Linked DNA regions of Mus musculus: region 1 is linked to region 2. Evidence: chromatin loops called from intact Hi-C (ENCODE). Cell type or tissue: gastrocnemius. All regions are shown on one strand.

Region 1 (8,000 bases), 120 kb after region 2:
AGAGCATAAAAACTAGAGGACTGTATTCTATTAGTGTTTTGCTCTCTGTGGATGGGCACAGAACTGTTGTCAGTACCGAACAAAGTCCATGGCGACTCCCCTGCCTCATACCAGATTTACATTTCATGTTCAACAAGAACCTTCCATGTCTGCCTCTGCCCCAGAGCCCTCACACATAAATGTTAACATCCCATGGTTCTCCTGGGTGATCAGTCTCAAACAGAAACAGATCTGCATTAATAATCATCATTGAATAAATGAATACAGGATTGTGGAGTGACAGACCAAATGAATACCACGAGGGAATGTCACTGTTTGGAGTTCGTCTTGGGGCCTGAACTTTTAGGCAGTAGATATCTGTTGCTCTGTCAATGACAGCACCTGTAGCATCTCTCCATTTGCTGGAGATGGAGTAAGTCCCCTGTGAGAGGTGACACAGAAGTACCATTCCACTAACTCTGAGATTTATCTAGCAGAGACTGGTTTCTGCACAACGGGAGACAGTGGGGTGTTCTCTCTCCAGGGCAGCTGGATCAATATCTTTATAGCAAAGCTTATTTATTAATTTATTCAGATTTCTAAGCAGCTCTATCCCTTGTGATGACACAGCTGAATGCCAAGCAGCTGCCCACAGGCCTCTGCAAGCCAGGCTTCTGATGACAATCTCTAAAAGCCAACTCATTTAGCGTACTTCCTTTTATTATTAATAATAATAAACCCCAAACCTCAACTAGCGCTTGTCACAGAGTGCACAGGAGGGTTTTTTGGGTTCATTATTGAGTTTCTATAATTGAAATGACATTTTGGGAGAGTAATCATGTGTTTTAATGGAAACTCAAGCAAGGCAGTTTCAAAGTTCTTTTTAATATAACCATAAAAAATAGACTTGTTGAAAGAGAGGCAGGGGACTAAAACAGGGGGGGGGGGCAGAGAGACTTGGTGATAACCTGGTAAATATTCTCTTTGCTGGATTTAACCAAATCCAGCTGGTTGCAGCAATTGGTAGTCAGCTGTGTGTTGCAGCCCAAACCCATTTTTCTTTCCTCTCTGCTGCTGACATATGACCAGCAAGGCCCATATGGGATGCAAACCCTGTTCTCAACCCCACATAATACTCACAGACACAGAGCATTCCATATGTCCTCTGACCTCCTCATTTTATGTTCTATATATGAGAATAAAGAATGCTATTAAAGTTGGTTATGATGAAAATAGAGAAGAGGCACACAATATTAGTCTGGAGTCCCTAAGGAGGTAATGTCATTCAAACATTATATCTTCCTATAACTGTTTTCATGGGTTGCTTTTTCATTGTGTGAATTTTTTTCTGAAAAAAATTTAAGACTTCAAGTTTAGAATTGTCACTTAAATTACCTTGTTCTTATCCTCTTATTTCTTCCATTTTTCATTTGGGCCCATTGCCTGTGCACCCATCCACTCATCCATCTATCCATCCATCCATTTATTTATTTTCCTGACATTTGCCGATGATTAAGGTGAATAAAGTCTCTAACTTCAAGTTGTGGGGCAAAGCTGAACCAAACTAAAATGAGATGTTGCTGGAATCCCTTGCAGCTAGACTGACCATTAGGGGCTATTTATGTTGCAGAAGGTCATTAGATAGGTAGATGTTTGCTCTGATTGTATGCCTTGTTAAATATTTTACAAACTTAAATTGTGCCCAGGCTGCAGCAGTGATATGAGCACAGTGAAGAGAATGTGAACACTGAAGCTTGGAGAAAGCTCAAGTGACTTTGCAAGTTTGGTGGCTTCTACCTTATATGGAAGTTACATGGCTGAGGGTTCTATCTGGAGAGAACAGAGCTCTTTGGGTGAGGACTGCAAACAGAGGAAGACATGGTGTTTTCAAAGTAGGAAGCTCACTTCACAGTGTTTGATGGGAGAGGACTATTAGGAGAAAATCAGGAAGAGGTAGCTTGTGAGAATGGATTGTTTGCATTTGTTGGTAAGAGCGCTTGGTCAAGAGCCCATTTGTTAAGTAAATGGTTATTGGCCATAAATTAGGAGTAGTCAAAAAGTGTGGAGAAGGACAAAGAGCAGGGCAGTGCTCCCAAGAAGAGAATGTGAATACTGATGCCCTCCTGGCAGGGGAGGATTTGGTCCAAGTTTGGACAGCTGTGGTCATAGCAACAGAATCATTTGTTCAGTTCTTAGCACAAAGCAAGTGCTGCATTATAGGTTCTCACAGGTTGACTTCTCCTTTAGAATATCTGCCAACTCAGGAGGATTGGCTAGTTCAACAGTTTCCTTAGCCTCTGTCTGCCCCACTTTCCTCTTCTAAGAAATGGGAATCATATAAACTGAGACAATGTGTTTTTGTATTTAGCACTGTGTCAGGCAGACAGCAGAAGGGTGATGTATGAGCCGATCACTACACACAGTTCTTCTTCTCCCACTGACAGTCTAAGAAACAGACACCCAGGAGAACCAAGGATGGGGGCGGGGTGAAGCATTCCTATCTCAGATCCACCTTTCCCCAACAGAATGCTCAACTTTTGACGTTTCCTTCTTCTTTGTCTGGAAAATTCTTACTCATCCATCAGAACCCATGGGACATCACTGCACCTCCTTCAACCCACGCCCAAATATACATTGTTCTACCCTTGCTTTCCACGAATCTTGTGGGGTCCTACAGTGGTCAGATCACAGCACTGATTGATTGTCACACACCTCTCTCTTATATGTGTATTCATGTGTGTGCACCCCATGTGAGGTCATAGGTCATTCTCTGTGTGGGTTCCTCCGGTACTTTCTACCTTCACATTTGAAATAGAGGTCTCTTAGTTGCCTGGAACTTGCCAACTATGTTTGCCAGACTGGCCAGTGAGCACTAGTGCTTTACTTGTTTCTGACTCCTCACTGTTAGGGTAACAAGCACACAGCAGTATGACTATCTTCCATATGTTGGTTCTGGGAATTGAACTCAGGTCCCCATGCTCACTTGACAAGCACGTCACCAGTGGATCCATCTCCCCAGACCCCTGGGTCTGTCATCCTACTTCGAAATGATGTCCCTAAAGTGGCAACTACTTTACAGCCCTGGCTCTTTGTGGTTGACTTTAAATAGGCATTTTGTGGGCACTTTGAATAAATGACCAAAACCCTATTTAAATCTGAGCAGTTTGCTTGATATTTGAAGTTTCCACTCTAATTCAAAACCCAGAGACAGCTGCTGTGAGCTTCCAGGTTTTTCAAAGGAAGCTTAGCCTGGGGACTGGTCTGTTTTCACTTGCCCTGAAGGAAGGCTTAGAGAGCTAGCTCTCAAAGAATTATGTCAACATTGAATTGCAAGCAATAGCTACCCTACCTAGAGGGCTTCCAGAACAGCTTGGGGGTGGGTTTAAAGCTCAACTTTCAGGTGATTGATGGGGTGGGAGAACGTTGACCGATGCTGGTGGGAAGTACATGTTTTGCTAATAATGCTGTAACTTTTTAAAATGCCACTGGCAAGTCATTGTGGGCCAGCCTTCTAGCCTGGAAGGAGTGGTGTCACACCTTGAGTGCTCACACCAAAACCCAAGAAAGGAAAAGCCAGAACTATGAGCAGCTAAGAGTCTGATGGGTGCTAAGACACTGAACTTGGTACTTGGTGCACCAGAGACCTCTTTTTTGTGCTTAGCAGAAAAGGGTTTGTCTGCAGCTGGGGACCTAATAGCAGAAGATGTTGCCAATCCTGGGGACTTGATAAACACTCTGATATGGGTCAGTTGGGCTCTTCTGGGGCAAGCAAATGGGACATACTTGATTGAGTCAGAGTAACAGGCATTGGATATGTAAGGGTGACGGCAATCCCAGAAAACTTGAAACCGCTGGCTCCTGCACATCCAGACATGAGTGAGTGGATGAGTAGTGTGGAGAATTTAGGTCATGCTGAGGGAATGGGGTTTGATGTCCCTCAGTCCTGTGGACACTTGGCAGTGTCTCTCTCTGCTCTGCCTACCTCCTTTCTCAGCAAATAGAGCTTGTCAAGTACCTAGCAGACCAGTCCAGGGAACGGGGAGGTTAAAGGTGCCCCTAGACTCTTGGAAAACGTTCAATAAATGCATCCCTCACCCCTCAGCACCCTGTGGAACCATTTTACATCAAATCCCTCCTGGTTTCTTCGAGCCAACTCTTCAAAGCTGAGCCCTAGATATCTGTAGCATGGAGCTGCTCATTAATGTCTGCCCATGCTTGTATCTCCCTCCCCTGCCTCATTTTCCCATATATTTACTGGGATAAAGTCGTAAATACATTATGTGTGGCCGGCTCTTTGTGTCGGGTTCTGCTTTGGGGTAAACCTTAATTGAGGCAGTCAAGTATTATTAGTCTTCTTAGTCAGATCATGAAGCCATGTGTTAGCATCTTCATCCACACAGGGTCTTTAAAACAAAAAGGTTCAAAGGTCATAGATTCAGTAGGGAATGTCATGGTATGAATATACTTGGTTGTTTTTTTTTTTCTAATAGAATGTTCCAGATGCTGTGTTTTGTTCTATCTAGAAGCAGAGATGGCAGGAAAGAAGCACCATCCTGACCCAACATTAAATATTCAAACCCTACAGGAGCGAGAGAGGCAGCTTAGTGGTTAAGAACAGTTTCGTTGTTCATATAGAGGACCTGAGTTCAAGTCCCTGCACCACCGTAGCTACTTAGTACCTCCACTACAGAGTTTCTGACACCCTTTCCTTTCTTCCACGGGCATTTCACAAGTGTGGAGTACAGATATACATGCAGGAAAGACAGACAGACAGACAGACATATAAATAAAAGTAAGTAAATCTTTAGAACATCATGTCTTTCCAAATGAGCCAATTAAAACCAACCAACCAACCAACCAACCAACCAACAGCAATGCCTGGCCAGCCTTTTCAGTTTATTAAACTGCAGCTCTGATAATGTCCCCAAATAACAATGATACTTACTATGGCAGTTATGATTTGGTATGATCACTTGGTTTCAAACTTGCGAAGATCAGGAGAATTCTACCTTAATCTAGTATTTTAAAATACGAAAACAAAAACAAACCTAACAAACAAAAAACGAAATTTTGCTCATACCGTCTACTGGACACTGTACTTTCCCAGGTCACAGACATTTTCAATGGCTTTTACTTCGCTGTTGCTCCAAGCAGAGCAGCATTAGATGTCAGTTAGACACAAGCACCCAGGTCATGACTGGCTTTCTGGATGTCTAGTCACAGCTGTGGTGATGCCGCACACTTAGACACAATGAGGTGTTTCTTTTGGTCTTCTGTTCAAGCCGTCATCAGAGAAGTGAGTGTTGGATTTTTCTCTTCGGTTGGGTGGTAGGTGGAGACACTGAGTTCAGGGAATGGGCATACTATGATCTGGGCTACAGTCAGTTGACTCCATTGTTTATGATTTGGTAAGGGTGTAGAGCGAGTGAAACATTTAGACTGTTGTTACTAAAAGGTTACTGCAGCCCTTTGATGTAAGTGATTCATAGGCCGGACTTCTTAGGGAAGGGTTTCCAGTTCTCTGATATGGATTAAGTGTCTACCTGTGGAAGTCTGCTCGTGGCTAGTCAGCAAAGAGAAACAGGAAAGGGCTGGGGCCAAATACATCCTTTAAGACCATGCTCTGCCACAATCAAACATTGGATGGAGCTTGGAGACTCTTATGGAAGAATAGGAGGAAAGATTGTGGCCCCTAGGGGGATAGAAACTCCACAGGAAGACCAACAGAGTCAACTAACCTGAACCCTTGGGGGCTCTAGAGTCTGAACAATCAACCAAAGAACATACATGGGCTGGACCTAGGCTTTCCTGTTCATATGTAATAGATGTGCAGCTTGTTATTCATCTGGGTCCCAAACAACTGGAATGGGAGCTATACCAAAAGCTGTTGCCTGTATGTGGAATATGTTGTAGCTGGGCTGCCTTGTCTGGCCTCAGTGGGAGAGGAAGCACTTAGGTTTGCAGAGACTTGATATGCTAGGGTTGGGGGACACTGGCGGGGGAGGGGTCCACCTGCTCAGAGTAGAGGGGGAGCAAGGATGGGGGAAGGATTGTGAGAGGAGATGACTGGGAGTGGGGGGGCAGTAGGTAAAGTGAATAAGTTAAAATATTTTAAAAAAGAAAAATAAAAGAAAAAAAAGATTTAAAAAAAAGTGTCTACCTGTGGCAGGACTTGAGAGCACTATGTCATTCCCAACGGTTCATTTCTCCTAAGGACGTTGGGGTGCCCAGCGTGTTCTGGATCTAGCCACGGCCTAACATTCCAAGGCAGCTCCGTGTGAGCAAGGACTTCTCATTCTTTCCACCCCAAGCAGCTGCTAAGTCTTGGTCCATTTCCTGAGGCCACTTGATCCCTTCACACAGCATCCTGTCAGGTACATGGTAGATGATTTACAGCAAAGGAGCCAGCCAGCCGGGAGCTGAAAAGCTTATGATCTAGATAGGATTAAAAGTCACACAAACACTTTAAAAACATATTCTTCCTTTGTCTCAGATCTCAACAACTTCCATTTGTTTAAGTTAGTGTTTTTCCAAGTTGTAAGGTCCCAGGCTTAATGGAGCATATTTGTGATGGGTGGAAAAAAAAAAAAAGAATGATTCAAAGCTATGAAATTGAAAGTGATGCCTAAAAAGGTTTTCTTTCTCCTGGCGTATGTGAATATGTCTAAGGTTTTTCATGACAGAAAAAAACAATATCAAAATATAATAGCCTCAGATAACAAGAAAAATGATTTCTGTTTATCCTGGGTTCTTGCAGGCAAAATGGACATGATGGCTCCTAAGGCTAAAGACAAAGAAAAATGACAGTTGAAGCCTTTAATGGATGGTGGATTCTGACAGCATCAAATACAGAGGGAAAAGAACTGAAATTAGGGTCTAGAATAGAGGAACCTGGCCACCAGGGGAATCCTGGGCTGGTGTGTTTCTCTTCTTGTCTCTGAGTGACTCACACTTAACCTTCCTCTGTATTACTCTTTGCTCCCATCCCCGATCCCAACTTCCAGTAACATGAAGAGGATGAGCGTGGTGGTGGTGGCCAGGATCCTCCTTGTTATCCCTAAATATTTTGGATCCCAAGGCTCCTGAGAGTTCAGGGCCATTGGAATGGATTAGCTCAATGTTGTTATGTGCATTTCATAAAATGAAAATTATTTAAGCTTGTACTTTCTGGCACAAAATATGCTCATGAATTTCGAAAATATTATCTCCTAATACACACAGTTCTCAAGCACAGAACCTAGCTGGAGCCACCACAAAGAATTAATAGAAAATATATGTGAGAGGATGCTATTTAATAAACCCTGGAGTCTTTAACTCTCAGGATTCAAGCCAACCTCAACTTTCTACTCATTAGCAGTCTGACTCTCCAGCTCTGATTCTTTCTCTCCATCTCTCCCAGATAGCTGCGCTCTTGGATAGGTTGCGTTGAAGTCCGTAGACCATTGCTAGACGTGGAGGAACGTAAAGGAGACACTTCCTGGAAGCCCCGAGCCATTACTTGGGTGCTGATAGCAAGGATAAGGTGTGCTAGAGGAGGGGGCTAGTTCTCTGTTTGCTTTGCATCCATTTGTCCATGTCTTTCGGATCAGCAGGCTCTTGGGAGCATCCTGGGTGGTTTGTCTGTTTATCCTTCATTATCCTGGTGATTGCTGTGGAGTGACTAAAAAAGCTTAATGAATTTTTAAGGAAAAATAGCGATCTCCTGTGTAGTTCTGGAGGTGCACAGACCTGTCTAGGGTTTCAGGTACAAGGCTTGGCATTTCCTGTACAATTGTGGGAAAGGCAGACCATTATCTCTCTCTGCAGATTTCGTTTAGACATATGATGCAGCTGCAGCTATACCCGCCTTCTCTCTAGTTCTAGAACATACCGGGTACCACAGGGCCTTTGCATGGGCTATTCTTATTGCTCAGAACTCATGCACTTTGTGCCTTAAATACCCCCCCGCCCCCCCGTGGCTTGTCACGACTTCTGACTGGAATCTGATCACACATCATTTTCCACAGACAGCACCCAGTATC
Region 2 (8,000 bases):
ACCGGTGGCTGAGCCACTTTGGGGGCCGATGGGGGCGGGGGGGGGGTGAGGGGGAGAGGGCGAACGAAAAACAAAGCCAAAGAAATCTACCAGCAAGACTCTTAGGGCATAGAGGGCTGCGGCTGCGGGGGTCATTTTATGTGATTTATTGGGAATAAAGTGGATCTTATTAACATTTTAATAAAGAGAATCTTTTTTCGCAATGTGTTAGAAGTGGCTGCCGGTCCCGGGTGCAATTCCAGTTCCTAGGGAAAGTGGAATCAGTTGGCATTGCCCAGCCTGATTTGTGAGGCTGGGCACCAGGAGTCAAAAAAAAAAAAAAAAAAAAAGCCAACGTGCCGCCTCCTTGCTCGGAGGGGGCTCTCCCTGCGAGGTGCTCGCCCCTATCTGCCATGCAAAACGAGGGAGCGTTATGAAGGAATCCGTCTTGTAAAGCCATTGGTCCTGGTCATCAGCCGCTACCCAATGCTTTCGCGATGCTGCCGCTGATCTATTTGGGAAGTTGGCTGGCTGGCGAGGCAGAGCCTCTCCTCAAAGGCTGGCTCCCACGGAAAATATGCTCAGTGCAGCCGCGTGTGTGAATGCAAACGCCGCCAGGCGCTTCTTCTAGTCGGGCAAGATGCAGCCGAGAACTCCGCTCACCCTGTGCGTCCTGCTGTCCCAGGTAGGGAATGTGAGCCGCAGTCAGCGCGCTCCCACCAGCTTTCTGCATTCAGATCGCCCTGCTTGGTGATGGCCAGAAGCAATCGGAGGGACGCGGGGCTTCTGCTAGCCGCCGTGCAGATATACCCGGCTAGCTCAGATGCGAGGTCACCCTCAGCTCCGATCCTAGAGGAGCCTGGCTCCTCTTGCCGGCTAGTGTGTGTGTGTGTGTGTGTGTGTGTGTGTGTGTGTGTGTGCGCGTGTAAGCTCATTCTAGGGAAGACAGAGCCTTTTTGCAAGCAAAGCGACATCCTGGCTGACATCAAGTAGGGTAACTTTGGTTCGCCTCCTCCCGAGGTTCGTGCATCGGATACACACTCCTTTCGAGGCGACTCCTAGGGATTGTGCTTGCCCCGTAGCCCAGTGCCTTAGCCGGGAGGAGGGGGGGCGGGAAGAGCCATTCGGTTCAGCCGGCAGCCGGGCTGGGAGAGGCCGGAGCTGGCATCACTGACTTCCCGGGGCGCTCGTCCTCTCTTCGCCCAGCTCGGCTGGCGAGCTGCAAGGCGCCTCCCGCCAGCGGATCTCCGCAGCCCGGCTGCTGCTGTCTTTCAAAGCAAGGCGCCCGCCGCTCCGGCTTTGGGGTCTTCCGGCTCTCCAGCTCCGGGCTGAAAGGGGCCTGAGCACGATCCCCGGTCTCCTCTGCATAGCGCAGGCCCACTACCCCCAGCCCCTTGGGCCCCCATTGTCCAGACAGCTGGAGCTCCTGCCCGAGCCCAGGCTGCAGCCTCTGTTGTCTTCCCCGGGCGGGCGGGTGGCGCTGAGCACAAGGAAAAGTTCAAGCCTCCTCACCAGGCTGCAGCTGCCTGGCAGATAACCCTCCAGATCCTTGCGGTGCCAGGGCAAGGTTGGGAGAGCAGGAGAGGCATGTTGGGGCTCTCCTCAGCCCGGCTGAAGCTCGGAGATCCCTGGAAGTTTGGGTGTAGGAAAGCAACACTTAGGGGACAGGCCAGAGGCACTGGAGGCTGAGGAGGCACGCCCAGTCCTCCTCTAAGGACTGAAGCTCCAGGAAGCATGCTGGCATACTGGCTCGGTCCCTCCTTGTCCTTTTAGGCAGCCTCTGGGAACTAGAACTGGCAGTCTACAAGTGGGTAGTTGCAGAAGTGCAGGGCCATGCAGAGAGAATGGGGGGGGGGGGTGCGGGAATGCCTGAGGCATGGGTGTTGAGTTTTCTGGGCAGGATTCTTGGGTTCCAGTGGAAGAGGCACGGGGTTGTACATGAAGTGGGAAACTGGAGATGAAGTCAGGGTTCGGTAGGAAGCCTTCTAAGGGGAGATGGCTGCTGGAGAGGAGCTGGCACCCCAGAAATGCAATGACCATAGAAATGACCCAAGGGTGTGTGTGTGAGTGTGTGACCCTGCCAGGACCCTGGGTGACAGAGTAGTAAGATGCTTTCTGCTGGGCAGGCTCTCCTGTCCTGAGTTCTGACATCTCTGTCAGTGGACACACAGTCCTGGGGCACACACAGTTGTTGCTCTTTTCTATTAGAGGTTTTCTAGCTGATTCTCTAGGGCCCTGCTATGGATCCCATCGTTGCTTTGGAAGCAGCTCCCCACCTCTCCAGGGCTCTAACTATCCCTAAGGCAGAGAAGGTTGTGTGCCTCCTAATTTCGCAAGGTGGGGCAGAGCACACCTGGGTAGAAAGATCCAGACAGATCCTTCCTGTCCTCTAATGCTAGTAGACCCACCATGGGCAAAGCTGAGCTTTCAGGCTCTCCACAGTAGAAGAATCTATTACCATCATCAACCCTGGACCTGCTGGGTGAACAAGGCAGCGTGCAACAGGCAGCCCTAGGCAGTGGATTTCACAAGTCCCGCCTCTCTGGGAGCGGTTGGCATCTGGGGCATGGACTCCTGCCTTACCCGGGACTTTTCTAGTTCTCCTGTCTTAGTATGTATTAGGTTCCAGGGCTCATGCAAACTGATGCTTATCTATGGGCACAGCAGACTGGGGGTGGAGGTGGGGGAGCTCCGGGGAGCCTGCCAGGGGCCTAGGGGCTTCCTATGGGGCACCTCTGCAGAGCAACAGGGGTGTCTTCTTCTCCCGCAGGGCCGGCTGGCAAAGGTGGCTTTAAAAGCCCACTCAGTTGCTTCTGAACTGTAAATAAATGGCCAGCCCTGGGGGGTTTTAGCTCTCACTTTGATTGTCTTGCATAATCAGAGCGCTCATCTGCATGAAGATAGTGACTGCTGTTCTCTGGGCTGAAGCACCTGGAGGGGAAATAGTCTCCACCCCATGCAAGGTGCAGCGGAGTTCACCAACAACAGGCTTAAACGCAGGGGGTTGGAGGCTTGGGTCTTTGTGCCTCCAAGAAAAATGAACATATGTGTGTGTGTGGTGGTGGTGGTGGGGTGTCTCAGTGCCTTTGAGTCAACAAGCCCAACCCAAACTTTCCTGAGGCAGAAAGGAAACAGAGGAATGACAAAAACAATGTGAAAAAGTGAATTACTCACTGCCCTGCAGAGCTAGGGCAAGCCTGTGTGTGTTTTTCCATGCAGTCAAACATAAAGCAGGCACTGGGCCCAGCTTGGAAGCTATCAGTCTCTGGCTGCTCATTGGCAGACTTGCCACCTTCCACATTTGCATGCATTGGGGGTGAGGTGGGCTGGGGGGGGGGGGCGCGGTTCTAAACAATAAGGACTAGAAGACCTTTTTTCTCACCCCCACCCCGGGTGTTCTGGGAAAACCTGTCCCGGAAGCAGCAGCTGGAATTTGGCCACTGACCCAAAGGAGCAGAAGTGTGAGTTAGAAATTCCACTGTGGTAGGGATTGCCCACTCCTGGGAGGCAGCACTTCCACCCAGCCCAGCTTCGCACAATGCATGAGCAATCCCCCAAGAATTAACTTCTAGGGAGTGGCTCAGGTCTTGAGACTGTCCCTCCATGTGTTCCCGAGAAGTATTCCCTGGGATTCTGTGGCTCTGGCTTGAAGTGGGAAAGTTCTCCCCGAGAGAGAGTGAGAGTCTGGCATTTCAGGACTTTAAGTGAGTCTCCACAACTTCTCATGTGGCCGCCACTCTGCCCATTCTATTTTAAGAGCCTGGTTCATGTGCAAAGCCTTTCCGATGAGGGCAGGGACTCAGAGCCTGAGAGGGCACCTCCAGCCTGTGGCTCCTGCTTAAGGCAGCCTGCACTGTTCAAAAGTTCTAGGGGACCAAGGATTTAAAGTGGTAAAAGTTCACATGTCTAAACACTCTTATAAATATTTTTAGCAAACCCCAAAATAGTTTTAATACACCGCCAGGCTGAGTAAGTGACCTGGATTTATGTAACTCCAGCATGTTACTGGAAGCCTCAAAGGTCTTCTTAGCAGATCTTCCTCTTCTACCTCCTCTCTTCTAGAAGAGAAGATCCTCTGTGTGTTAAAGTAAAATCACCCATCCTCCCCCACCCTCCAAGAAAATTATACCCAGCCATGGTACTATCTTCAGGAACTAGGACTTGGCTATGACAATCAGCTATGACAATCACTTGGTCACCTGAAGTTAACTCTCTGGATGAAGGGAGCGCTCATGTCTTCAAAACCTTATCTTTCCTTGCTGTCTAGAAGTACAGCTACCCTAGGAGCCCAGGTAACTCCTGTTTTGTGGAAGCCAAAGCTGCCCTTTCCATCCCTCCCTGGCTGACAGGCACATTATCCTAACAGCCAAAAATCGGTCAGCGGTTGCGTGTGTGCGCACACATGCCCATCTTTGTGTGGTTTGATCTTGTTTTGTACCTGGTGAAATTTTTCTCCAGAAGGGGGCTCCATCCACAGCCTTACAAAATCCCGAGCCTGCAGTTCTCGGTCTGGAGAATTCCTGTGAAGCAAAGCGGGTCCTTCAGAAGGAAAGTCTCTTTCTTCGAGATTTTCTGCTACAGGCTGTCCTGGATGGGAGGTTCTGTCATTCCCCATTGAGCTGTTCATCCTTCTCTCTTCCCTTCTTCTCGTTGCTGTGGTCCCTGTTCTATCTTCACTCCTCCATCCTTCCTTCCCTAGAAAGGCGAAGGCAGGAGTGATTTTCAAAGGGCTTTGCAGACAACGCAGTCTGGACTATAATGAAGTTTGGACATGTCCTGGCCTTTTGATTTTGGTTGGATCTGGCTTTGTTCTTCAGGCAGCAGAAGCAGAAACCATTCCGTCTGGGAAAGAAGATAATTTTTCCCCCCAAGACACACCATCCAGAAGAGTGAATCCCCCAGTCTCAGCTTGTGCCCCAGCACCTCCTGAAAAGGAGAGGGAAATATTCGTCTGTCATCCAATCACAATGACCAGTCTGGTAGAATCAAGTCAAGTAGCCAGAGGCTTGGGCCCTCCTTCCATTTAGCTGTCAGCAAGGTGTCCAGACGCCTTGGAGAATCTGGCCTCCTGAGGGATGCTGCCAACACAATTCTCCAGGGCTCGTCTCCTCTGCCACCACAGATGTGGGATGGTGGCTGTATCCTCGGGTTAAAAGTGAGAGTCCTCCTTCTCTCTTGGGTTAAGACTGGCATCTGAGACATCTCCCCACCTAGGCAGAGCCCAGAGGGGGAGGTGGATTGGGTGATTAGCAGACTGGAGCTCCTGCCATCTGCTTGCTGGGATGTGTCCCAACGCTTCTGCTCTGGCTTCTGGACAGGGCTTGCAGACTGGCAGCCCCTGGTCTGCTTGAACCAATGGGTGGGGGTGGGGGGGAGAGGACAACTGGTGCCCATTTTTTTTTTTAAATTCATGACATCAATATCTTTGAAAGATGCTTCAGGTTCCCTGCATTTCTTGAAAACTCGGCGGCCCTTGCTATTTATTTAAGCTCTCTTTCTAAGTGGTGCTGGTTGGCAGGAGCTGAGCCACTACTGCCCCTTCAGGACAGAACCTACTTTGCATTTGGTCAGAAAACTCCCCAGCCCCTCCCCGAAGCACAGCACCCACTGTAGGAATTCCACGCCCTTGAACCCATCACTGAATGACTCTGTTCTCATAAACTGAGGCTCAATCCAATCAACATGGATAACTTCTTAGTGATATGTTACTTTAAAAGGAAGTTGCATGGGCATGGGGTATTGGCCCTGTGGGTAAGAGTGTTTGTTGTACAAACATCAGGACTTGGGTTTAAAAATCCCCCCAAAACCAATGTGTCTGAAACCCCGGCGCCATGACAGACGGAGACAGAAGGATCACTAGGGCTTGGTGGCCACCAGTCCACCTTCAGATTCAGTGAGAAAACCTGCCTCAAGGGAACACGACAGGGAGTGGTGGAGCAGTCGTGTAGACTCTGAACAAGTGCACACAAGTGTATGCACTCCCTGACCCCACATGTGCACACACACCACACATTCACATAGTAATAGTGGCACACAGTAATGAAGGTGATGAAAGGGAGGAGCAGGTGGCTTTTGGATCCCTATGATGAAATACACAGATGTGGCTGTGGGTGCACCAAGGCTGCCCCTCCTCCCCCAGAAAATTATTATCAGAGCTCTTGGGGATTAACAGTACCCAGACTGGAGGCTCCACTCACAGTAATGACATGTAGACCTGCAGCGTCCCTGCAGCGCTGAGTCACTGTGAAGCCTGGTATGTTAGAGATATGATATGTGACCTGTGATATGTTACACCCTCCACATCCCCATGTTTCAGGAGCGGGGGTGTGGGGGGGGGCGCAGGAACGGGTAGCTGAGAAATCACATTCTCAATTGCAAATACGAAGCAGAGAACAAACTGGAAGTGAGGCAAGGCTATGAACCCAAAGCCTGCCCCCTCCCCTCCCCCCCTCCCAGTGATAGACTTCTTCAGCAAGGGTACATCAGCTCCCCAGATGGCGCCACTGAGTGGGATCCAAGTGTTCAACACCTGAGCCAATGGAGAGTATTTCTCATTCAAACCTCCACACTGCTGGTGATGGTTCGCATCTGTCTTGAACATTTGGTTCTCACTGTGGTCCTGAATGCAGTACCAGTGCTGTAGATGTTCTCTGGCTCCACAAACATTACAGTAACCTGTGTGTCTCGTCCCATTGTATTGAGCAGGCCTCTGAGGACTCTTTGCCATAGTTACAACCCCCACCCCCCACTCCCAAGGGAGGGTAAAAATAACTATACAATCCAGAAGTCAAGTGATTTTTTTTTTCCCACTGCCAGCCAAAGTCAAGTTCTTGAAAATTAACATTAGCAACAGGCACGTTTTGGCATGTCACATCTAACTTCAAAGACACCACCCAGTGTCACCCATCTTCTGTAGAGGCACAAAGACCCCGTGTCTCCCAGATGAATACAAGCTGGGCTGGGTGGAGGGCGGAAGCATTGACACATGCCCAGGGAGGGCCAGAAGTGAGCTCATCTTCCTGCAGAGCCTGGAGACCTGCAAGGGAATGTGGCAGCCATCATCCCTGTCTCTGGTCCCCGTGGGCTGTTGCCTCGCTTCCAGGTGGAGGAATACCATTTGTGTTGTGTGATCCAGGACAGAGATGGCGGCTGTGTCCTCCTGGGGCATGTGCTTCAGAATTGGGGTAGGATCCATAGCTGGGCTGGGCAGGACAGGCTCACCCTCAACTGCCAGGAGCTGTAGGCATTTGGGGACATCTGACTCAGAGGTGACAAGTTATAGCCTGTGGGCTGGTTCCTGCCTGAAGCTCGTTCTTATAAATAGTTTTCTTGGACTGAAGCCACCCCTCTTTTGTTTATAGCATTGTTACTGGCTGCTTTGTGCTTGAACAACAGAGTCAGAGCTGCCTGGCCTTCAATGCCGTCTGTCTCTTTGCAGAAAAGTCGGCTGGCCCTTGGTTCAAGTCAAAACTGCAGGCAAAGTAGGTGCATAGAGACTTTTCAAAGGGGTGTGGTGAGGGACTCTCCCTCTCAGGCCTCAGGACTGAAATAAGTTGCTCGCAGGAGAATTCACTTTGGACCAGTAGGCCTGCAGATATCTAGGATTTCTGTGGCAGTCAACTGTGTTTCATATAAGAGTGTGGTGTCTTAGGGTCCTGCTGCTAATATGGCCGATTCAGTTTCTGTTCTCTTGGGGGCTCTGCTTGGCAGGGGGGAATCAATATCAATTAATGAATAATTTAAAAGCAAGACAACCACCGCGGAGGAAGGCAACACAGTGGTGTGAGGTTGAACCACCATGCACACCGCTAACTGAAATTATCCACCCCGTGATGGCACATATTGCTGTCATCTGATTCATCCAAGTCTGTATTCCTGTGGATCACAACAGTACCTGGCACAGCGTAGGCATCCAGCAAACATGAATGGATGAACAGATGGATAATAGAAGTCAGGAAGGCATCAGACCCAGATACAAGGTCTAGGAGACTTCTCTGACAGCCTTGTGATGGAGCGCAAAG

The links. A loop is a pair of places that touch in the nucleus more often than their neighbours do. Peaks named below come from ENCODE experiments on the same cell type or tissue, not always from the same donor. Only the 100,000 strongest peaks of a DNase experiment are listed, where the experiment ranks them.
Region 1: a loop joins it to region 2, with 2.5 times the contacts of the local background. A loop is called at or near these places in 7 of 42 quality-filtered maps.

Annotation. Positions count from the first base shown.
Region 1 is chr8:118,401,209-118,409,208 of GRCm38, forward strand. All of the region lies in intron 1 of Cdh13 (cadherin 13), which reads left to right. Among named protein-coding and RNA genes, the nearest start is that of Gm24035, 21 kb to the right of the region's middle. In gastrocnemius, no CTCF peak of the experiment used is centred here; no DNase peak of the experiment used is centred here; H3K27ac peaks cover 3,792 bases.
Region 2 is chr8:118,283,235-118,291,234 of GRCm38, forward strand. It overlaps Cdh13 (cadherin 13), which reads left to right and starts at 377. Exons shown (of 14, transcript NM_019707.5): 1 at 377-664. The coding sequence starts at 620. All of the region lies in intron 2 of Gm51555 (a long non-coding RNA gene), which reads right to left. In gastrocnemius, CTCF peaks have their summits at 4,421 (motif pointing right), 5,524 and 6,476; DNase peaks (open chromatin) are centred at 544, 1,236, 2,699, 3,326 and 3 more places; H3K4me3 peaks cover 5,322 bases; H3K27ac peaks cover 8,000 bases.